Regions from separate parts of the Mus musculus genome. Here regions 2 and 3 are each linked to region 1. Evidence: chromatin loops called from intact Hi-C (ENCODE). Cell type or tissue: gastrocnemius. All regions are shown on one strand. Each heading gives the region's core, and the rest is flanking DNA. Links, peaks and the distances in the headings are about the cores only.

Evidence for each region. Hi-C counts contacts between places; a loop is a spot of excess contacts. Peaks named below come from ENCODE experiments on the same cell type or tissue, not always from the same donor. Only the 100,000 strongest peaks of a DNase experiment are listed, where the experiment ranks them.
Region 2: a loop joins it to region 1, with 4 times the contacts of the local background. A loop is called at or near these places in 7 of 42 quality-filtered maps.
Region 3: a loop joins it to region 1, with 4 times the contacts of the local background. A loop is called at or near these places in 18 of 42 quality-filtered maps.

Annotation. Positions count from the first base shown.
Region 1 is chr17:83,867,967-83,876,241 of GRCm38, forward strand. It overlaps Gm35125 (a long non-coding RNA gene), which reads right to left and starts at 6,756. Exons shown (of 3, transcript XR_877036.3): 1 at 6,647-6,756; 2 at 5,296-5,401. In gastrocnemius, for the core only: a CTCF peak has its summit at 4,978 (motif pointing right); a DNase peak (open chromatin) is centred at 4,985; H3K4me3 peaks cover 900 bases; H3K27ac peaks cover 1,991 bases.
Region 2 is chr17:84,475,812-84,484,086 of GRCm38, forward strand. Gm41642 (a long non-coding RNA gene) reads right to left here. Exons shown (of 3, transcript XR_877064.1): 3 at 1,456-2,441. Among named protein-coding and RNA genes, the nearest start is that of Thada, 14 kb to the left of the region's middle. In gastrocnemius, for the core only: a CTCF peak has its summit at 4,877 (motif pointing left); DNase peaks (open chromatin) are centred at 2,377, 2,662 and 4,882; H3K27ac peaks cover 300 bases.
Region 3 is chr17:84,390,958-84,399,232 of GRCm38, forward strand. It overlaps Thada (thyroid adenoma associated), which reads right to left. Exons shown (of 38, transcript NM_183021.3): 23 at 7,238-7,370; 24 at 4,106-4,219; 25 at 2,403-2,525. It overlaps Gm24722 (a small nuclear RNA gene), which reads left to right and starts at 472; the gene lies at 472-578. In gastrocnemius, for the core only: no CTCF peak of the experiment used is centred there; no DNase peak of the experiment used is centred there.

The DNA.
Region 1 (8,275 bases), core at 2,214-7,213:
CTCTGTCAATGGCAAAAGAGGCACCTCGTTGGTGATGTTCTTGTATCAGTCAGGGCCAGAGCAGATGGCAGGCCTTTCTTTATCCTAGCTTGATGTCTGGCTAGGTGGCCAAAGCTGTCTAGGACTCATAAAAATCAAATCAAATCCAGGCAGCGCAGTGTGGGAGGAGGCAGACAGACAGAGACCTTCAGACTGCCGTGCCACCCACAGACCTGACCTCCAGTGTACAGAACAGGTGGGCCACAGGTACCCGCTTACCTCCACGCTACACACTAAGAATAGAGAATGCCACCCAGGGGCCAGCCTACAGCAGGAGCCACCGCAATGTGCAAGTCTGTGGTGGTCAGAGGGGAGAGAAAGAGAGCGGAGCAGCTTGAGCATTATGAAGAGATGGAACTGGAGACTGGTGGAGAGGAGGAGCCTGCTGTGAGTGGTCAGCCCTGCCACCTGGGGCCATGGTGAGGGCCTAGCCTGAGCTGTCACTGAGGACCACGTCTAGGTCCACAGCTATGCAGTGACAGGGGTCAGCATTGACATCTGTGGTTCATATGACCACTACAGAGCATCGGGATGTCCGGGCAGCCACTGGGAACTGCATGGATGTCTGGGGACGGTGCATAATCGGCCCCATTTCTCACGCTGGAGAACTGGCCCCATCTCTCATCTGCATCAGCACTTAGGAGAGCAGGCCCTGAGCCTTGCCCAGGCAGCACAGAGAAGCTGGTCCTGGTGGCAGGGGTGTAGGTGAACTGGCCCCCACAGCATACCTATGGGAGAGCTGCTGTGGGGTGGCATGGGCACAGAGATGCTGCCTCCACCCTACTCCCACAGGGTCATGAGCTCTGGAGAGCTAGCTCGGTCCCTCACCAGCTGCAACACTCGGGAGACTGGGTCCCGTTCCTTAATGGGACAGAACAGCAATGCTGACCTGGGGATCAAGTAGGTAGGTTTGCCAGCTCTGAGGGCAAAAGCAGAGGACAGCTGGCCCCACCACTTGTCTGCTGTGAGATGGCATGGGTACAGGGGTGAGGCCTTCCTACCTTTGTCCCTCACCACCTGCAGCAGTTGAGTGATCTGGCTTCAGGGTCATGAGAGAGGAAGCATTTGGGAGAGAAAACACTGCGTCTCTCCTGGGCAGCACAGAAGGGCTGGCCCTGGTTGGGGGGTGAGGGGTGGGGAAATGAAACAGACCCAAGGGTATGAGCCCAGGAGGGCTGGCCCTGCCATGAGGTGGCATGGGTGAGGAGTGATGTCGCCCCCACCTCCTGCCACGACATGTGGCAGTCAGGACAACTGGCCCTGAAGTCATGAGGGTAGGTAGGTGAGCTGGCCCTGTCCCTCACTGGCTGTAGTACTTGGGATGGTGGCCCCACATCTTGGCTGGACAGCACAGTGGCGCTGGGTGTGGGTGAGCCAGTCCTGACAGCAGGAGAGTAGGAGAACTGACCTTGCCTCCTGCAGATGGTGGCACAAAGCGGGTCTAGCCAGAGCAGTGCTGGAGAGCTTGCCCTGGTCATGTGGATAAGGGAGAGCCAGTGGGCTGACTAGTTCAGCTACCACCCAGGCTCACCCCCAAATCTATACCATCTGTAAATGGTTGGGATGTGTGAAAGGGCCAGTGCTGCTGTTCCAAAGCTGCAGGATCTCCATGACACAGGGCAACAACAGGATACCTGGGAGGAGTCCCAGTGAGGATCCAATAGTGATGGCGTCACAGAAGCCAGAGACCTCGAACCAGACCAATGACTCACTGCAACGAATATTTGCAAGTGACGATGTGTGGACAGAGGGACACACTGTGGGACATACTGCTTCCTCGACGAGATGGTTTTATGCTTTGCTTTCATTGTTGTTGTTTGTTTGTGTTTTATTTGTTGGGGGGGGGTTGCAAGGGTGAAGGCAGAGATGAGGGGACAGGAAGATATGGTGCAGGACTGGGGTACATGATGTGAAAGTCAATGATTCAACAAAAAGTTTTAAAATCAACTTAAATGTTTGATTTGTATTGAAAATGCCATTTTTAAAAAGATTCAACTATTTTAGTTTTTGCGTGAATGTTTTGCTTGCATGTATTTATCTATTCATATACATGTACCATGTGTGTACAGTGTATACAGAAGTCAGAGGAGAGTGTCAGATCCCCTGCAACTGGATTACAGATGATTGTGAGCTACTATGTGGATGTTGGAAACTGGATCTAGGCCGTCTGCAAGAATAGCAAGTGCCCTTGACTTCTGAGCCATCTCTTCATGCCCTTAAAATGATATTTTCACTCACTAGGCAATGCAAAGAGATTCAAATTTCAGTGTTCAAAATAAATATCGTTAGTGTGTTTTGTTTTTGTTTTTGCATTTATATATAAACGTGAAGGGCTGGGGTGTAGCTCAGTTGGCTGAGTCCTTTGATGCCCAGTACCACATCAAGCTGGGCATGGTGTGATCTTGGTACTTAGACTAAGTACTCAGGAAGATCAGAAGTTAAAGATCAGGGGCCAGTGAGATGGGTCAGCAGGTAAATGTGCCTGCTGCCAAGACGCATGATCTGAATTTGGTCCCTGGGACTCATGTGATAAAAGAAGAGACCTGGCTCTGGAGGTGCCCTCTGACCTTCATGATCGCATTGTGACATGTTTGCACACCTCTCTCCAAATAAGGAAATAAATATTGTAAAAGGCTGAGGTCAACTGCGCATGGCTGTGTATGCCTTTAGTCCCAACACTGGTAGGCAGATCTCTGAGTTCATTTAGAGACCAGCCTGGTTTAGAGAGCTAGTCCCGGTTCAGCCAGGGACATAGAGAAACCCTGCCTCAAACCAAATCCCCTCCCCTAACCAAAAAATTAAATTAAATTAAAATTCAACATCTTTCTTGGCAAATTCAAGGCCAGCCTGAGTTCCATGCGATCTGTCTTTAAAAGATAAAAATTTTTAAAAACCCAAATAACAATAAATATGACTTTTTCTTAGCAGACCACTGTTCTGAGCTCGGAGCTCTTGGCTAGCCCTTGAGACATCACTAGTCATGGGAGTCATGGGACATCAGATTGAGTGCTGTTCTTTCTTGGGTATCAATTTTTCACCTGTTGTCTTAGTTTGGGTTCCATTGCTGTAAAGAGACACCATGACCAAGGCGAATCTTTTTTCTTTTTTTTTTAAACTTTATTTATTTAATGTATGTGTGCTCTGCTGCATATACATCCCCCTGCATGAAGAGGGCGTCAGATCCCATTACAGATGGTTGTGAGTCACCATGTGGTTGCTGGGAATTGAACTCAGGACCTCTGGAAGAGCAGCCTATGCTCTTAACCGCTGAGCCACCTCACCAGCCCCAAGGCAACTCTTAAAATAAAAGTAGTTAATTGGGGCTGGCTTGCAGTTTTAGAGGTTCAGTTCAGTATCATCACTGTGGGATGCATGGCAGTGTTCAGGCAGACATGGAGCTGGAGGAGCCGAGAGTTCTACATCTTGATCCACGGGCAGCAGAAGGAGATTGTATCACACTGAGCATGATTTGAGCATATATGGCCTCAAAGCCCACTTCCTCCAACAAGGCCACACCTACTCCAGCAAGGCCACACCTACTCCAACAAGACACACCTACTCCAACAAGGCCACACCTACTCCAACAAGGCCACACCTTCTCATAGGGCCAGTCCCTATGGGCCAAACATACAAGCACATGACTCTATTGGGCCATGACTATTCAAACCATCACACCTGTATAATGCAGCCAAATGCGACAAAGAGGATGTCCAGGGCCGGTGGGAGCCTCCACACTTAACAACTCTCGACGAGCCGGGTTTGATCCCTGAAAGACTCAGTGGAAGGGGAGACTTCCCCTGAAGGTTCTAATCTGATATTGTCGTCGTTAGCTCGGCTTCCTACGGCTGGCATAAAATGCCAAGACCAAAGGCACCTTGGAGAAGAAAGGGCTTGTTTGGCTCCCACTTCTAGGTCACAATCTGTCACTGAGGGAAGTCAGGGACACTCAAGGGAGTAGCAGTGATGGAGGAATGTTTTTTGCTGGCTCACTCATAGGCTCATGCTTAATACATTTCTTATCCAGTCCAGGACCACTTGCCCAGGAAATGGTGCCAGTCACAGCAGTTAGGCCCTAGCACATCAATGAAGACAGACAATACAATCCCCCCCAGATGTGTTCACAGACCAGCGGGATAAAGACAATCCCTCAATTAATCACTTTCAGGTGATTCTAGTCTGTGCTGACAGTTACTGATCACTAGAACAGACATCTACACACTCACCCCCTTTTGCCTCATTATACACCTCCCCTCTCCTTCCCTTTCTCTTTCTCTCTCTCTCCCCCTTCCTCCCTTCTGACAGTGAGTGGGCTTGCAAAGAGTTTGGGGATTTCCTCTGAAGGAGACCCCAGTGTGATCATAGAAACCAGAATTACCAAAAGTATCCAGACCATTAGGAATAAAGAACATTCCGCGCAATGAAAATTAAAAGTCACAGCCGGGCGTGGTGGCGCACGCCTTTGATCCCAGCACTCGGGAGGCAGAGGCAGGCGGATTTCTGAGTTCGAGGCCAGCCTGGTCTACAAAGTGACAAAGTGAGTGCCAGGACAGCCAAGGCTACACAGAGAAACCCTGTCTTGAAAAAAACCAAAAAAAACAAAAACAAAACAAAAAAAACAAAAAACAAAAAACCAAAAAACAACAAAAAAAAGAAAATTAAAAGTCACCAGGTGAACTCTTCTTTTAGGGGCCAATGTCCCCAATCTCACCTGCACAGACTCTGTAGTCATGCGGATGAAAACAACATTGAAGGTCAAATAAAGTTCCCAACGGTTGGGAAAAGGGATGACGATTCTCCAGCCTTCTATCCAGATAACCAAGTCCAGACAGGCCAGAAGCTGTTTTGGAAAAGGGAACAAGGCTCGTTCAGATCCTACCTACAGGGAAACAGACGGAACCTGGTTGCCCCTGAGGGCTGTTTCTCATCCTGGAGCCAGCAGGGGGCAGCATTGCCCTCCTCACAAGACGCAATGGCTAGGGCTTGAGAAGAGAGAGCTCTGCTCAGTTGCTCAGGCAGGAAGGGGCCAGAAGAAGGAGGGATGCTACGCGTCCAGGAAGAAAGGGGTCTTGGAAGGAGAATGAAATCCCCGTCCCGCGTTTCAAAAACAAAACAACGAAATCTGCACAGATCACCTTAGGGGGATGGACTCTGGTGTGTGAGTTTTCAGGGTGAAGGGTGACCATGTCCTTTCCTGCTGCCGTCCGCGTTCCTCCCTCAGGGAGGAGGTAGTCTGGCGTCCAGAAGGCCAGGACTTACCCTCTATTGAGGTCATTGTTTTCACTTGGACAGACCAGCGGGAGATCCTTCATTTCATTCAGTGGGGAGGATGCAACAGGGCTGGAAAATTTAATTCACACTTCATCTATGCAGAGAAAGAAAAAAAAAAGAAAAGAAATTTCCTTATTTATTAGTTTGTAACCAAACTGGCCTTTCTTCCAACTCCTATAATGATCAGTGAGAAAAACCATTAAGTGGTCAATGTGATTTAGACGTCATGGGACCTGACAACTTAGCCTGTCCCACGAAGCGATCTTAACTCTCTTACTCCGCAGCTTTTCTCACTGAGATGGCGTTAGGATGTGTGGACAGACAGGAACAGCTGAGTGACCGCTGGCGAGAAGAAAGAGCTGGGACTTCGGGGTATGGTGACTGCTGGTTTCCAGAACTGTTCTCACCCCTGACCACAGATATACTGGAGCTGAGTTTACATAACCCATGGTCCAGTCCCTCCTGGGATGGTTGAAACCCCACTGAACCCAGATCCTTTGTTGCCTGTGGAGTTCCTTTGATGGACTGCTGTGTCCACAGCTCGGCAGTCGGGCCTCGTGGGAGTCGAAGCTCGCTTGTGAAAGCCGTTTCCGAGGCTCCCCTGCCCTGCTCTGGAGCGCCGTGGTCACAGGCAGAGGCCAGGGTGGCTTGGAGCAGCTGGGAATCTACTGCTTTCTTTTCACAGTTCCAAGGGAGGTCAGGAACGTGGACCTTCTCCAGGGAGGGCCCAGCAGGCCAGATGTGCTTGTCTGGCTCCCCTCCCTCCTAGTTCCCTTCCCACCAACCGCCATCCCCATGGATAGGAGTGAACCAAGTGCTTCCTTTTCTGGCCTGGGTATCTATTACATAAAACTTCACAGTCACACCCAGGGAGTCAGATGCAGGAATCTAGAAAATATGCTCTCAAGAGAACAGACTATTATAACAGACTTTTTAAAAAACTCAGTGCCAAGCATTGCAATCTCTCTCTCTCTCTCTCTCTCTCTCTCTCTCTCTCTCTTCCTTCCTTCCTTCCTTCCTCCCTCCCCTTCCTTCCTTCCTTCCTCCCTCCCTCCCTCCCTCCCTCCCTTCTTTCTTTCTTTTTTCTTTTTTCTTTTTCTTTTTTTCCTGTATAACGAATCCCATTTCTGTGCAGGGATGGATGTCTCAGGCCATTGACAGTGATGGTCAAGGGGTCCTCATCAAGACAAAAGAGAGAAACACACTCATAAAACTCTCAGGCTTCATTATGCACGGTGTTACCACTCTGGGTAACAGAACCCACAGAAACAATAGGTACACTTATGGTTTCATCCGCAAGGGGAACCCACTCCTTTGCTGATTTAGGATCTGCCCTTACCTGGGAGGGGACAGTCAGTGTGAGTCAGAGGCCACTCAGATGGGAGAGAGTTGTGGAGACATCCACTGTGAAGAGATAGTGAAGAGATAGCCTAGCCCATCAGGAATTCTCCCTGGCGGAGGCAGGTCATGTGGTCATGAAATGAAAGGATCTGATTGGTGGACTCTGGTCCAGGCTCCTTCTGTCTCCTTTCCTATTGGAAGAGAGACAATACAAGCAGTTTGGCCAACCAATGGTCTGAGAAAGGACCGGATGTCAGGTTATTAGCCCACTCCTTCTCCTCCGCGGTGATGGAGAGAGGTTAAGTCATTTTGTGAGACAATGACTCCGACAGCCCGCTGGAAGGGAGTCGCTCTGGGTAGAACTGAAGCAGTGCTAAATACGTGCTTAGTCATTCACACCCATCTGTGTGTGCATGTGTGTATGTCTGTGTAAATACCTGTAGAATTCTTACTGTCTGAGCACACAATAAATGCCGGTACATTTTACTATCATTGTGCATACAGACACAGAAACACAGACACCCAGATGTATACACACCCTGTACGTCAAAGACGTACAGATCCCATACACTTTCAAGCCAACGCACGGGCTAATTTTATGTCAACTCGACATAAGCTAGAGTCATCAGAGAGGAAGGAGCCTCAACAGAAAAAAAAAAGCCCCCATAAGATTGGGCTGTAGGCAGGTCTGAAGGACGTTTTCTCACTTAGCGCTTAATAGAGGAGGGCCCAGCCCACTGTGGGCGGTGCCATCCCTAGGCTGGTGGTCCTGGGTTCTAAAGAAAGCAGGCTGAGCAGGCCATGAGGAGCAAACCAGTAAGCAGCACCCTCCATGGCCTCTGCATCAGCTCCTGCATCCAGGTCCCTGCCCTGCTTGAGTCCCTGTCCTGACTTCCTTTGATGATGAACAGCGATGATACGGAAGTGTGAGCCGAATAAACCCTTTCCTCCCCAAACTTCATCTCAGCGATAATAGCCCTAACTAAGACAACCAATCCATATAGATCTGGTTCTATGTTTGGGAACGTGGAGATAAATGGGCCTGTGTAATAATTAGACCTAATGTCTATTGGGAACTTATTACCCTGTAGACGGTATATACCACTATGAAAAAAATTAGGTGATTTAGTCTTGACAACAGTGTCATGAATAAATTACTACTGACCACACTTAACACATGGGTGAATGGCTTCACTTAGCTGTCAATACAAAGTCACGAAGTTAATAACTGGGAGACTTGTGATTTAAGTCCAGGCTGTCTGGTCTCAGAGCCAGCAGGTGTAGTTAGCCACTGGCCCTTCTGCTTTCTGCTCATTGACTCTCACTGTCTTGCAGTTGCACATAGGTGTCTGTTGTTCTGTGGGGCTTAGGGAGGAGGCCAGGTCTCTGACTTCCGGTAGTCAGGTCATGCCTTGGCTTTGTTGGAGGAACTCATGGCCACTGGCCTCTTCCCTCATCCTGTCCTCTGAGTTCTGGAGAGGTAGGGACAATGGTCTTCATTTTTCCCACATCTTCCTCTTCTTCTGCACCTTCATAACAGGGCTGAGTAGTCCCTAGCTGGAGGTCCTTTGGGACTCCTGAGGGTTGGGAGAGGGGCCTGTTCACAGACAGAGGACCAGGAGGATCG
Region 2 (8,275 bases), core at 1,959-6,958, 610 kb after region 1:
GGCCTGGTGGCATACTCCTTTAGTCCCCCCACTTGGGGGGCAGAGGTAAGCAAATCTCTGAGATTGAGGCCAGCCTGGTCTACAGAGCAAGTTCTAGGACAGTCAAAAATACACAGAAAAACCCTCTTGCAAAGAAAAAATAAAAGAAGAAAGAAATATGTATTACGAATAATCACTATGAAATAAAAATTCATAAAAATTGTTTTTTAAAGTCATGAACATAGTTATTTAGACTTTTTACTTAAGCAACTGTTTAAACCTCATAAGAAAACAGTAATGTGGGTGGGTAGGGGAGTGGGGGTGGGTGGGTATGGGGGACTTTTGGTATAACATTGGAAATGTAAATGAGCTAAATACCTAATAAAAAATGGAAAAAAAAGAAAACAGTAATAGGGAAAATAGAAATAATATAGCCTGAAATTATTAGAACATGAAATTACATATGTAAGTCACTTACAAGTTCACAAAATATGGATGCTGTGAATAAGATTTGAAAAGTAATATGTTAAAAAAAAAGAAAAGTAATGTGTTGAGAACAGTACTTTATCAGACTGGTAACATCTCAAGTTAATTATTTCTCTCTCTCTCTCTCTCTCTCTCTCTCTCTCTCTTTTTCGAGACAGGGTTTCCCTGTACAGCCCTGGCTGTCCTAGAACTCACTTTGTAGCCCAGGCTGGCCTCCAACTCAGAAATCCACCTGCCTCTGCCTCCCGAGTGCTGGGATTAAAGGCGTGCACCACCACGCCCGGACATTATTTCTCTTCTTACGCTTTAGTTTTGTAATGCTGCTTTAAAGAGTATATCTTTGTTCTTTTCTAGAATAACAACATCTCACGTAGCTCAGGCTGGCCCTAAAGTCATGATGTAACTGAGGATGGTCTGGAACTCCTGCTTTTCCTGTCCCTGCCTCCAAACGCTAGGATTTACCTAGGTGCCACCATGCCTCCCGGGATGCGCTTACCTTTTAAGGCCTTTGTCAGGGGCTGGAGAGACAGCTCACTGGTTATGAGTGCTTGCTCTTGCAGAGAACCCAAGTTTCTTACCATCATCCACTTTAGGCAGCTCTAAAGATACGCTATGATCTCCTCTGGCCTCCTCTGGCACCCTTAGCAAACTTAGCACACTTAGCATACAAATATACTCATGCATGCACATAAACTAAGAAATAGTAATGATAATTTAAAAATTTGTGTACATCTTTTGTTTGTTAAGGTCTCACCCTAGTTGGCCTGGAACTCACTATGTACACCAGGCCTCAAACTCACAGAGATCCACCCGGGTGCTGGAATTAAAGAAGTGCATACCACTGCTTGCCAGCAAGACCTGTTCATATATAGCTGCTAATTGAAACACCTCAAGTTAACAAAAACCAACGAAACAAACAAAAAACCCTCAAGTCATTTGTTTGCATTGTGTTATTGTCATCTTAAAGATATGAATGGGTTATGAAACCATGTACAGATTTAAAATGCATAGCTTTGAACCAGTGGAAAACATTGCCTGTCCTTATGCAATCACAATTCAGTCCTCCCCATGGGCAAGACTAAGACACACAGCTCCATTTGTGGGAGAGAGTTGTGCAAGCTTCCTGAGTGCACTCAAACCCTGATTAACAGCACAGTGACTTAGTAAGAACAGGCAGTAAGGCACAGGGATCCTTACCCTGCAGCAGGACTGGCGAAAGGGCCCACAAAACAGCTATCTGGGGGGCATTTTAAAAATGTGCGTGAGAGTTTTGCCTGCATGTCTGTCAGTACGCCACGTGTGTGCCTAATGCCCATGGGAGGAGAGAAGAGGGCATCAGGTCCCCTGGAAACAGAGCTGTGGGTACCACCATGTGGTCCTCTAGAAAAGTGGCCAGTGCTTCTAAAGACTGAGCCATCTCTCGGGCTCATAACTGGGGTGAGTGTGTTAAGTCCTAAGTGAATGTGTATTGTTGACAGGAGCCAGCCATGTGAAGGACCATAGCCTCAGACCCATGGGAAGACAGAAAGCTCCACCCCCTCCACACCTTGACACACACACACACACACACACACACACACACACACACACACACACTTGATGAGGCTTGGAGGAACAGCAAAGCTTTCCTTTGGTCCGTGTACAGATGTCGATAGTACACACGGAACATCCCCATTGTAGCTTCCTCTCCCTGGATGTTTATGGCCCAAAGACTGCTCCGCTACAGAGACTGTCCCCGCCCAGAGCTGCTAGAAATGCCTCCATTTTCAGCCGTATGCGCTAACCCAAGCCCCCTGTTCAGCTGTATATAATAAATACGCTGTGGTTCTCGATACAGAGGGTTCTCCATCAGAGGGCCCAGGCCAGCCAGTCCCCATTCTTCTTTGTGTGCAGCTCCTTTCTTAGCCACCTCGTCAGTCTAGGCAGGTCCATCACTGGAGCTGTGCTAGTCATGGCAGACCATCCTGGAAGGGAATCTGCAAAGTAGGGCCATTTTACTTTAAATTCAAATATTTTATTAAAAAAAAAATCTTGTCTTTCTGAGCAACTGATTGCTAGACTGAGTGGCTCCTGACACCATCCCTGTGGCAATATTAATTTAATGTTAAGTTAATTTCGAAGCTCACACTGACATCTGCCCACTTTGGCTGGATTTGGCTTGAACTGAGTGGGACTCTGCATGCCAAAACGAAAAGGAATTGGAGCCAGGGAATCCCAGGGAAAGATGGGGCTGGCAGAGAGTGACAATAACAGCCAGACACCGGTAGAGCACTTACCATGAGCACCACCCTTGCCCATTTAGACTTGTCATCTCCGTTCCCACACAAACCCCTTGGCCACTTACCATTTTGCAGATCAAAAACCAATTTGCCTAGGTAGTAAGTGAAAGGATTGAATAATAATAATAAAAAAAAAACCCTAGCACACTTGTAATCTCAGCACTGGGGAGGTGGAGGCACACGGATTGCTGGTGTTCATTGGCCTGAATTCTAGGCCAATAAGAGACCTTGTCCCAAGTCACAAGGTGGATGGTGCTGGGGTGAGGGGATGGATATCCAAGGTTGTCCTTTGGCTTCCACACACACGTGCATGTGTGCACACATATGTGCACACATCCACATACACAAAACACCTTAGCATGAAACTTTGGTACTGAGTAGTAAAATGTTGACCTTCAATTAAAAAAAAAAAAAAAAGCCTGAAAGCCATGGACAGTGGCTGACCTGTTTGGGAGTAAGACAGGAAGTCCAGGAGGTCAAGACCATTCTCAAGCAGAGTGAGTTCAGGGTAAGCAGGGCTACATAGGACCCAGTCTCCAGTAAACAAATAAGACCATAACTAAATAAGCGCAATGGGCTGGCAAGATGGCTGGGTAGGATCAAGATGGTTGTACACACACACACACACACACACACACCCTTTGTTGATATATTGGTGTGATAATTAAATGATATTATACATGGAAAAACCCTATCATCATTTCTGAAACACAAGTAGTCTCATTCTCCTTTGACCCTAGACCATAATCTTTCTCACTAGGCTAAACTGCATGACCCTAAAGGTCATCATATGGTAATCCCAGGACCTAGGAATGTCATATCCAATGCTGTTAAAAAATAAAAGTCCGGGTGGCCGGAGGGTTGGCTCAGTGCTTCAGAGCCCTTGTTGTTGCAAAGGAATGGGGTTCATTTTCCAGCACCCACATGGAGGATCGGTACCCACTACCCCCTTGGTCACCAGTCATGCATACGGTACACAGGCATACATGCAGGCAAACCACTCAAACAGATAAACCAGTCAGAACAAATTGAAAATATTAAAAATAAAAAATAAATAATCAAGAAAAAGAATCTCCCTGGATCCTTCAGAAAGCAACCAGCTGACTCAGATGCTACCTTGATAATTAAGATCTATTTTATGCTTTGGCCTCCCAGAACAATGCATATGTGCTGTTCTAAGCCACAAACAGGGTGGTATTTGTTACAGCATCAGTGCAAGACCCATATATTCCCTAGGGTGAGAGAATGCCAACAGACTTCATTTGCCTCAGTCTCCAAGCGAGACTGACCCCCACCCAGTTCTCACCTGGCTGTCTACCCTCAGCCCACTTCCTCGCCTCACAGACTCCATGTGGAATAAGACACAACTCAAGCAATACTATACAGAGCAAGCACACTGGGTTTGCTGAGGCTAGCCCCTACCCTTGACCCACCATGAGTGTGAGAATAGAGGGGCATTCAGACAAAGTGGTGTGAAAGGTCACTCAAGAGCAGTTACCAAGCCATCATGTCACAGCTGCACAAGCAAAAACGGACCAACATGAGGATTCCTGGAAGAAATAAAATGTGCTGTGTGACCCAGCATGGAGGGGACTTTTGTGGTGTTCTGAGAGTAGCCACAAACTTGGAAGGGCCTCACAGAGGAGGAACCAGTGCCGGGGCCCCGGGTCTGCCTTAGGCTGGCTGAAGGGTATATTATCGGGACCTTGTTAGAGACTCCTGGGTGCCTCAGAGAGACAAGAGGGGCTGAGGCCACGTGCTCCTACTCACACAGAGCCTGCCTGAGCTGAAAGGGAGTTCAGCCAAGCACTTAGCCTTCCTCATCACAGATCAACAAAGCCCACAAAGCCCTGGAATTCTCATCTGGTTGACGGATAAAGGTGTGCAAGGACTCTGCTGCTCAGGCAAGGGCTCTTTCTAGTGCATTCCACATGCTTCTCTTTTTCTAAATGCAAATACCGCTGGCTGTTTGTAGCATCGACTCTTCCGCATGAAGAGAAACAAAGGCGTAATTACAAGGGCTTGGGAATTAATGGTACTAAATGGGTAATTTGGGTTTCATGTTAAATCCTGGAATGGATGACCCAGGGTCAGAAAGATTGGCTTTCCAAGTGTCACCTCTGCCATCTGGTGGTCAAGTGACAATATAACCACAACAACTGGGCATTGATACTGTCATCACGTTAGCCATCTGCGACCTTGGGGTCGGGTGAATGGATTGAGTGTGAGATCTGTCTTTGTAAGGCCTGAGATGACAAAATAAAATGTTAAGTATACAAATAAAGGTTAAATGTTTTCCACAATATTTCAGCTCAGCGTGAGAACTGTGGAAAAGTCCCTTCATTCATTTCTTCAACAAATATTTATTAAACACGGTCTTAGTTGGTTTCCCTGGAAACAGACCTCAGGCAGAGACATGTGTGAGGGAGGGTGGATAGAGACTCCTCTTGAGAGCAACCCTTGTAAGGGTTTGAGGGAAAAAAGAACTAGCTGGAAAGAGTTGAACTGAGATGAACTTGCTGCAGAGGTCTGGGCCAATCCTGCTATGAGCTGTCAAGCTGGCTGGGCATGAAGACTGAGCCTCGACATTTCTGTATCCAGTCGTCCTTAGACTAGCCCTGAGCTACGGCAGACAATGCGACTGTCTGAAGCTCCTTGACCCTGACCGCAGAACCACACCACAGTGTCCACTATAGACATCTACGCTTGCTAGAGCCCTAGCCCTAACCAGGCATAGAGGTGTAGAGTGGGGTTATAGACCATCTCTGCCTCTTAAAGGGATCCAGAAGCACAGAGAACAGAAAGTGATACACAGGGATTTTTTTTTTAAATCAAAAACAGAAAAGCAAAGACGGTCAGGAAATGTATTCTGTCAGACTTAGTGGCAAAGGAACATCTTTGCTTTTCATTACAACCGCAGAGAATCTTGAGCATACCTGGGGGAAAACATGAGCTCCTCTATGCTGATATAAACAGTGAGGAAAGGACTCTCCTTCTCCTGGAAATATCCCTACAGCGGTTTAACCAAAACACTGGAGGTTGGCTTCTGTAAAAGAGCCCGGCTCCCTTGTTCCCTTTGGCTGTACCCAGGCAGACGTGATGGGGCATTGCCTGTATCCTCAGCTCCAGGTGTTGTGCACTGTTGGAAACGAAGGCTGTCATAGGCAGGTGCCATTCCTGGGGGGACTCTCGTGCTGACAAATCGTTTTCCCCATGGGTAGTGCTTTGGTAGCTCTAGGAAAGCTGGCTCCTCGTATCTGTGTGAGTGGGTCCTGAGAAGTTTGCAGTTCTTGGCTCCGACCTATTGGGTGTTCCCTGACCTGACTTGACTGGTGGTCTCAGCCATTCCTCCATCTGTTTCCCTTTCTTCTTCTTCTTCTCCCACCAAGGTCAACTTTATTTCCTCTCAGAGAAAAGCAGTTCTCTCAAGGAAAAGATTCTCACCTGTTCTCCTCAACATGACAGTGAACTCTGTAATTTTAGATATAAGCTTAAATATTTGAAATGGACAAAAATATTTCTGCAAGACAATTTCCAGAAAATCTTTTTGGAACTTAAAAAAAGCTAATATCTATCTATCTATCTATCTATCTATATCTATATATAGACATATATAGATATATATAGATATATAATGTACATTATAATGTCTTACACACACACACACACACACACACACACGCACGCACGCACGCACGCACGCACGCACTTCTTAGGGCTGGCTGTAGCCTATGCCTCTAATCCCAGCACTCAGGAAGCAGAGGCAAGTAGATCTCTCTGAGTTCCAAGACAGCCTGGTCTAAATAGCAAATTCTAGGCCAGCAAAGGTATATAGTAAGACCCTATCTCAAAAAACTAAAAAAACTAACAACAGCAAAAGCATTTCTTCTCTCGAGTTCATCTGTAGGTACCATTCTCTAAGGTAGGAGAGGTGGACTGGCCTGAGCTCTTGGCGTGGCAGAGGAACGGGATGATGTACTGAAGTCACTGTCTTCAGAGCTTGCTGTCTGGGCTTCCATCTGAGGACCTGCTGTCTGGACCCCTGTACAAGGATCTCTCTCTCTCTCTCTCTCTCTCTCTCTCTCTCTCTCTCTCTCTCTCTCTCTCTCTCTCTCTCTCTCTTTTTCTCTCCCTCTCCTTGGCCGGTGTTTCCTCCCAAATTCTCTACCTGAACCATAAGCGAGAGAAAATTCTGGAAGGCCTTATTCCTCTTACTCCCTTCTGGCTGATGAATCATCACATTTTTAGACAACGCCATGCTTGCTGTTGCTGTCTAATTTGTGACACTGAAAATTCCCTCTCTCCACGGGGGGCTTTGTAGCCTCTGTGATTTTGACATTTCTTTCTTTTTTAATTGAAAATAGATTTTTTTTTTAACAATATATTCTAATCATGGTTTCCCTGACTCCTACTCCTCCCATGAGCTACATCCCAGCCAGAGAACATGTGCTTCGGACAGCATGTACAGTGATGCCAGAACTCAGGCACACTGAGAACTGATCCTGGAGAACCCTTGTCTGTACTAGTGATTGTGAAAAATGCACATTTCTTTGCTTAACACTCTTTCCTATATCCAGGCTTGGTGGCCCACACCTTTAATCCCAGCACTCGGGAGGCAGAGGCAGGCAGATTCCTGAGTTCAAACCCAGCCTGGTCTACAGAGTGAGTTCCAGGACAGCCAGGGCTACATAGAGAAATTCTGTCTTGAAAAAACAAAAACAAAACAAACAAAAGCCCACAGGCTCTTTAATAGACTCCCATGCTGGTGGTGTGCTGAGGCCCCCTGGCTGCCTTTCAAGCCTCATCTGCGATGAACATGTAATACAAAAGAATTTTGGGGCTGACTTACTCTTCCAGTGTTTTGAGACTCAGATCATCTGGCACTGCCTTGAGAAATATATTTTTTTAAATCTAGATATATTAATTGTCCATAAGAATGAGTTTCATCATGGCACTTTCATGCATGCATATAATGCATTTATTTTTATTTTATGTAAATGATTACTTTTGGTTTTTGGTTTTTTTTTTCCCTCTGCTCTTCCGGAAGACAGATTAAACTCCTAGTACCCACGTTGTAGCTCACAATAACTCCAGTTCCAGGGGATCAAATTCCTGTTCTAGCCTCTGTAGGCATATATGGGACACAGACATATATGCAGGTAAAAAGAGCCATATGCTTAAAATAAAAATAAATATATTTTCAGAATTAAAAATGTGTAAGTAAAACGAAAAAAATACTGAGATAGAGTCTCACTGTGTTGCTACCTGGGCTCGTGCCAAACTTCTGGGCTTACTTTTGCCTTACCCTCCCCAGTAGTTGCGTTATGAGCCTGGCCCACCACCGAGCCCCACCCCCAGTCCTACTGTAATCCTGCCATAATTTCTGTTATGTTGAAAAGTTTCAATAAATCAGTTAAGTTTGTTACTTTAAAAGTCAACTGAAGAAATGCTCTCTACTATGAAAGACTAACACCAAGCTTTAAAGCATGGGGGCTACAATGTGAAGTCGTTTAAAATTGGCTCAGATAGTT
Region 3 (8,275 bases), core at 1,959-6,958, 520 kb after region 1:
ACATGGTATTAAACAGGTGTTATACTAGTCATACAGGAAGGAAGAGTTTATTCTGGGTTACAGTTCTGTCATGGTACAGAAGTCAGGTGACAGGAGTAGGAAACTGGCTGGTCACATTGTATACATAGGCAGGAAGCACAGAATAAACAGGAAGTGGGACAAGGCTATAAAGCTTCAAGACCTGCTCCCAGTGACCAGTTTTAAAGGCTCTACCAAGTAAAGTTTCACAACCTTCCCATACAGCGACACTATGTAGAAACTCAAGTACTCAAACACATGAACCTATGGGGCACCTGGGTTATTAAAATCTCAGTGCCAGGCAGAAAGGCCAGAAAAGCCCCCAACAACAAAGGTTAGTGCATTGTTCTTGTTGTCTACCAGGACTGGAAGGGAAGACTCTACTGCTGACGGAACGACACACTGTGGGTAAAGGAATCCACAGACTCTGAAAGACCTATTAAGATATTAAGAGTGCTCGCTTCGGCAGCACATATACTAAAATTGGAACGATACAGAGAAGATTAGCATGGCCCCTGCGCAAGGATGACACGCAAATTCGTGAAGCGTTCCATATTTTTAAATGTAAATGAGCTAAATACCTAATAAAAAATGGAAAAAAAAAAAGAAAAAGAAAAAAAAGATATTAAGAGTTGTTCTGTTTCCAGATCATTATTACTAATCACTTTGGAAATGCAAATCAAACCCAGAATGGGAGGGACTAGGTAGTTAAGAGCTTTGTTGCTCCTGACAGAGAGCTAAGTATGGTTCCCAGCTCCCACATGGTGGCTCACGAACATCTGTATCTCCACTTCTAGGAGATCCAATGCCCTCTTTGACCTCCACAGGCACCAGGCATGTTATGGGTACCCATATTCATGTGCAAACACAAAACATTCACACACACAATCAGTCTGAAGAGTTTTTTAAAAACCAGAATGGAATACTATTTCACACTTATTAGAACAGGCTTTCAATGAAGTTTCACCACCTCACACACAAAATTAGCTCATTTTAGTTAGTTCTTACAACATATTAGATATATATGCCTACACAAGATTGTTTGGATATTTTTGAGATGAATCCCCTATGGTAGAAAATATTATCTAGTATAACTCTACATGAGAATAATCAAAGCTTAGCATTATCTATGACATGAGAAAATCGAAACTGAGGCTCTGTGAAGAAGCAGCAAACCGTTATGCTGGCATTTCTTCCTTACAGACACAGCTAGAGATTGATTGTGTCTTAGGAGTTCATTGACAACGATTTTTCCTGAAGAGAACAATTTATGTGAGTCAAAAACATCCAACAAGAACATAAAAATCTAAAGCTGAGTATCGTCCTTTTCTCAATCTGATTCAAATCCTATTAACAATTTAAAAATACAGGGGAATGCTGGGGTGATGAGGCAGGAGTGGGTGGGGGGAGCTCCCTAACAGAAGCGGGGGGTGTGGGGTTAGGATAGGGGGTTTGCGGAGGGGAAACAAATAAAGAAAGAGAGAGAGGAAGAGAGAGAGAGAGAGAGAGAGAGAGAGAGAGAGAGAGAGAGAGAGAGAGAGAGAGAGAGACCAGCTCTGCTGCTGTAGGAAACACGTTCCAAAAAAGGAAGCTGAATGCCCATGTGTTACAGCCAAACTGAGAGCAGAGATTCCGACAACTGTCATTTACTGCTTCATCATTCACAATTGAAAACTTGAAAACAATCTCAATGTCTATTGATATCATCTTATCAACAGAATAAGGAAAAATGGTCTATTGGCATACCACAATATTATTCAGCCTTAGAAAGTAGAGAAATTCTGATCCATGCAACAACATACTAGAAACACATCAAACACAAAGGGACATATATTATATTGTTTCACGTATTTGATGTGTCAGGGCAGGCAGATTCAGAGAGAAACCTCTGCAGGAGCACAGGAAGGAAAAAAGGAAAGACCAGGAGTTGGTGGACAGTCTCAAGAACCCTTCTATTTGTAATGAGAAGGTCAGAAAACAGGCAATAGTGCCAACTTCTCTGTACTTGATGCAGTGAGCTGTGCATACTTACAGATGGCTGAAGTGGTAAATTAAAAAGTGATAATGGACTATTAAAAAGAAGTAGCAGTCTAGTATCAATTTACTGTGTATCACAAAGAAAACTGTAGCAGGAACAGCCCAAAGATGAGACTATTAGGAAGCGCTCACATTTTATGTGGGGTACGTTAAAGACACAAATGCCATAGAAGCCACAAAATAAAGTCATTATCAATTAGAAGCCAACAAAGGAGAGAAAATGGAACCATAAAGGAATAAAATGTATTCTGATCCAAAATCATCCCCTGAGAAAGTTACAAGCTTATAAAAACCTACTATTCAAAAGCATAATGAACTCAGTGGGGATACATGGCAAGAACACTCACTGCCCAGACAGGGGATGTAAAGCCCAGAATTGCAGCCTTAGCTCCACCAGCAACATAGGGGATAATGTTTTCTCCCAGACGGGTGTCTCTGAACAAGGCTCGGAGAATGTTTAAAGCATGAACCTAGAATGAAAAGTTCAAATATTAGTGGTGGATTTAAAACTACGGTAATTCTAAATATGTACACAAATTACCAGAAATGTAGAGTTCTCAAATAAAAGTGTACATTTAGGAGAATACACCTAAGAACTGAACATCTACGTAAGCAGTTTACAAAATGAACAATGCAACCAAAAGGCTTCATCCACTGAACACATGCACAATTCTGTACCTAAAACATAAGAATAGCAGGTTCTCTCCAAAGACACATGGAACATTTAATCTTAAAAAATGATCATAAACCCATTCACAAACAGAATCTCAATAAATATCAACTATTCCTATCTTGTAGATTATGCCCTGATAACAGAGCAATTGGGTAGAAATACTGTTTTAATACTTTAACAAAAATGCATTTTATTTTGCTTTTTATTTTTTTTTCCCTCCAAGACAGGGTTTTGCTACATAGCCCTGGCTGTTCTAGAACTTGGTCTATAGACCAGGCTAGCCTAAAACTCACACATATCTGCCTGCCTCCCTAGTGTGAGTCTTGAAAGGGTACATCATCACTGCCTGGCTGAAATAAATACATTTTAAAACGCTAGTCAGAGTGTTAGAGAGATGGCCCACAGCACTGGCGGTTCTTGCAGAAGACCCAGGTTCAGTACTCACAAGGGGACTTACAACTCCAGTAACAACTTGTCTAATTCTAGCTCCATGGGATTTGACAGCCTGTTCTGACTTCCATAAGAACCAGGCACATACACGGTACATATACATGTAGGAAGTCAAAGCATACATACACATAAAATAAATAATTATTAGAAATATTAAGCAATATTCAAAAATTTTAATATTTATAGTTGAATACTACAAAATCTTTTTGTTCTATTTCCCAAAGAATTATGTTACAGTAATTGGCCCCTATGCACACTTTAATCAGCACCAGACTTTGCCACAGTCAGCCCACATGATGGCCCATGGTACCTGACACCACCTAAGACTTAAAATCCTATCAAGTTCCTTCTCTTTTCCCTCACCGAGCACAGGCCTCCCACAGTGCAGCAGGAGCATCCTACTGAAAGGTGCTTACCAGGGATGGAAAGGGGCACAGGTTATTTTCTATCTAGTGCTGGAGGATGGTTGTGAGGGGTGTTTGAACCCAATCGCATAAAGGAATTAAAGTATTACTTAAAATTAAAATATAAAATACTAACATTCCTACATTACACTGTAAAGAAAGATTCAATTGTTCAGCTACAAAATGTACATTAACTCAACAAAGCCCACACACAATTCAAGTGTGACTCCATTTTCACTTTCAGGTCTTTAGGTATGATAGTGACACTGTGAAATATCTTGTCAAATGAATGTTTTCAACAATTTTAAAGTTGTCCACTTTGATCACTACATATCAACCACGGCAAGTTTATTTTATAGATAGGAAAGACTAAAAAAGGGAGAAAACAAAAAAGCAAAAATAAGCCAAATCTCTAAACACGTCACAGTAACCTGTCTTCAGGAGTTCTGTATCTTCAGCAGATACTTAAAAGAAATAAAGGTAGAGGAGAGACTTAATGGAGACTTTAGTCCTCCATTCTTACCTGAGGGACTCTGCCCTTTGAGTCATCTGCAGACAAAGCCAAGGAGATCAGCTCCCTCATTGTTATTTTCAGCAAGTCCATTCTACTCTTCTTTGGTTCAGATGCCAACAATGCCTATGGGGGAAAAAAATCCCCAAATCAAGGGGCTTTTATTTTGCACACACCTATTTGCTGGCTTTGGAATCAATCCCCAAATTTAAAATACCCTCTATTAAAAATAAGACTATTGAATTTAATTAAGCCAGGCTACTTTAACCAGGTAGCTTAACTTTTCTAGCCTGTTCATGTATAAAATTAGGTTACATGTCAACTCCACAGCCCCTTCTGTCTGTTGGTCAATTATGTAATAATAAGCAGCTGGTGAATAAATGGTTCTGATTGGCCACTTTGTAAGGACCAAAATTAGGTAAAACATCAGATACAATAAGCAAGGCATTCAAATAAGAAAATTTTCTCTATTTACACAATGACAAAAATATACTGGATTAGATTTCATCTAAAGGTTTATAGGCCCTCTCGAGACTAATTAACAATTTAATTATTCACAGAAGAGTCTACTGAAAGTCTAATCACACCACAGCATTTGAAACTACACAGGACAAAAAGAAACATTACAAACTCCAAGGGATCATGCATTTGGATTTCAAAGGAGTGTATTGTTTACTGTGTGACTAGCATCCCATAACATACCCATAACATAATAATGGGCTATCAGCACTTGAGGCAATGTAATAAAAATGAACGAAGTATAGACATATGTGACAACATGAAGGAACTCGGAAAATACACTGCTAAGTGAAAGAAGCCAGACACAAAAGACTGAGTACTGTAAGATTCCATTTACGTGAGATGTCCACAACAGACAACTCTACAGACAGAAAGATTAGCTGGTTGCCTAGGGCTGGGGACAGCAGAGGGAAGTACGGTGACATTGGAAGTTACTGCTAATGGGTAGGAGTCAGGAGATATTCCAAAATTAGATTGTGCTAATGGTTCTCGAGCTGGGAGGATATACTGAAAATCACTGTGTTGCATGCATTAAATGCATAAACTGTCCACAGGTGAATTATATCTCAATAAAGCTGTCAAAGGAAATCCACTTCAGTCACATTCTTGGACTTTCTTCCTTCACCTGTATGTCTTGTAAAATGTTGCTTCTGGCTTCTAGAGCCAAAGTTTGCAACTACTTTGGGTCTTCAAAAATCAATGACAAGCTATGCAATAAGACAAATACAAGACAACCATGTAAAAGACTTAAATTCATGACAATAAACTTATGCTCAGAAAATATGCTCTATGAATGTTAAAAATCCTTTTGTCTGTTTACACAAAGGGGAAACTCATACACTGAAATGGTAGGGTTTTTTGCCATATCTAACTTTAAACTGAAGTTGTCAGCAGAACAAAAGCTATTACTTTATTTGTAAGTCAGGTTAAGAAAAGTAGGATCCTTTTGAACAGATTTTTCTAACAATTAAAACTTCATTCCACTAAGATAAAAACAGAAAGCTACACTCAATGGCTGAGAGGTTTTGTTCCTGGAAACATGGCTTGACTCACCTTTACCCAAAGAACTGGGCAAGCGGTATGGCAATGCTACCTGCTGGGCTTGGGAAATGGACTTGCTCATCACTCCGTAACTATGGGCAGCACAAGATTACTATCAGCAGGAATAAGCACATAGCACAAATACTGGACAGGACATTCAGTTGCCTGACATCTGTCCTCAACAAAGAAGGCCACATGAACACAGCAGGTCTGCAGGAATTGCAGATAGGAAACTAAACCACACTCAACCAAAGTAGCTCGGCTCATCTCTCAGGTCTATCTAGTAATCTCAGTCGATCACTTCTGCAACTGGGCATCAAAAAGTCATGAAGATATTGGGAGTACAAGAAAGAAAACAGAGAAAGAAAAAACCACAGGGGGACTAAAAGACTCGTTTTGTGGATTTTTGTCTTACTATTAACAAGAATGGCATCTGATTTAGTACTGTGAGTGTACTGGGGTTTATTCTTCAGGATAATGAAAGCAACAGTCTCTAACTCTCTATCCTGTGAGGTATAATTACTTTAAAAAGCAAGAGGTTGAGCATGTTTTCATCTGTGTTTAGGAACTGTATTCATATAGTCTCGCATGAAGATCTGGTCAGGGGTCAGATGGACTAGGCTTAGCAATTCTAACATCCCTTTGACCTTTGGCAAGTCACCTCTATATCCCTAGTCTCATATAGGATATGATAGCTGTACCTAGCTCATAGAGTTTAGGTAGGGATTAAATGATGTAATAGGCACAACATAGCCACACTACCCGAGAGCTACTATTAATATTGTGATTTTTTTTTTAGGCTGTGTGACAGTGGCACACTCTTTATTACCAGCACTTGGGAGGCAGAGGCAGGCGAATCTCTTTGAGTTAGAGGCCAGTTGGTCTATGAAGTGAGTTCCAGGATGAGCAGGGCTACACAGAGAAACTCTGTCCCAAAAAAAACCAAATCAAACCAAACCAAAAACAAATAAACAAAAAAAGATTATGATTTTTTATGATGGATATTTAATAAAAGGACTCAAATATGGATACTTCCTAAAAGTAAGCAGTCACTACACCCACAGCAATTCCTGACTACTGAATACATGGATGGAAATCTATACTACCCTCTGTTTATATTACAAGACTGATCTCCTGCTCCATGATTCCTGACTACTGAATACATAGATGGAAATCTATGCTACTCTCTGTTTATACAAGACTGATCTCCTGCTCCAAGAACAGACCTGACACAGAACATACTGTCCACACATTAAAACAAAGTCATGCAGGAGACAGAGTATGGCACAGCTAGGAATGGTGCTTGCCACCAATGTTAACAACCTAAATTCAGTCCCTGGAGTCTAAATGATGGAAGGAGCGACCAACTCCAGAAAGCTGTCCTCTGATCTCTTTGTGTACCACAGCATGTATATGCCTGTATACACATATAAATCACTAAATGTAATAAAAAATAAAAAGAACAAAGTCACAAAGTCTATGGTACTGAAAAGACAGGAACATCTAATACTTTCACTGACACAGTAAGAAGAGAAGTACAGTGTCCAAGCCCAGACAGAGCAGTGCCTGCTCTTAGGGGAGTACCTGTATGTAGAAGGGAATCCCAGCACTGCGCCTTGTAGCACAAAGTTTGGATGAGGGATCACTGCCTTTAATTTCCTCCAGAACGCTCCGCAGCCACTGCTCTGGCAGCTTTTGCAGACTCACATTAGAGCACCTAAAAGGTACAAGCGAGCAAATGTTTGGAATCATCAGGTACTAAAAGGTAAACGTGTACACTAGTGACATACAGTAACACTGTTAGAAAGAAGAAACATTTTATTTTGAGAAGACTAAAACTAAAAAGTTTCCTACTATACCCTATTACTATACTATCACACACACACCTATTGTGAATGACCTGAGAGCCGCCCGCCCGCCCGCCTCTGGGCACCCTTTCTGGGATGAGAAGACGCACCAGCTGTGAGTGCACTCTATCAGAGGAGAAAGTGAGCTCAGCACAGACTCCCACCCCTCTGTTCTTCCCTGTCTGCCTTTGGAAGCAGCCACTTGCAGTTCCTGGTGCCTGGCCTTCCCTGTCACGACCTCTCTGTCCACGAACCACGACAGACCCCAACTCCTTAAGCAGCTTTTTATAAAATATTTCAATCACAGTAGCAAGAAAGCTCCTAAGACGCCCTCTTTGCTGTGTGTCTTGGGCTGGGAGCTATTAAAGGTCCTACCTCCTACAACTACTGTGTGCAGAGCGAGCATTATCTACCAATAGGCTTGATCACACAGGCCTGCCTTCACACTCACAATGCTCTGAAGAAGGCTTACTAGACTCTTACAGACAGTCCAGACTATAAGACTCAAGGGTTCCAACAAAAACATCACATACAGTTTTCTGTAATTTGTTTTTTATTTATTGATATTACACACAAAGTAAGTATGTTTAGGCTTACATTTTAATAATTATTTGTATTGCACTTAAAATGTAGCTTCTCACAAATAATTTTTTTTCAAATCTGTAAAATATTAAGAATGAAATTTATCTAGGAAGAGGCAAGACATGTTAAAAGTTCATCTGGACACTATCAAAGGATGCTCTTAAAATTGTGTGTGTGTGTGTGCTGGGCGTTG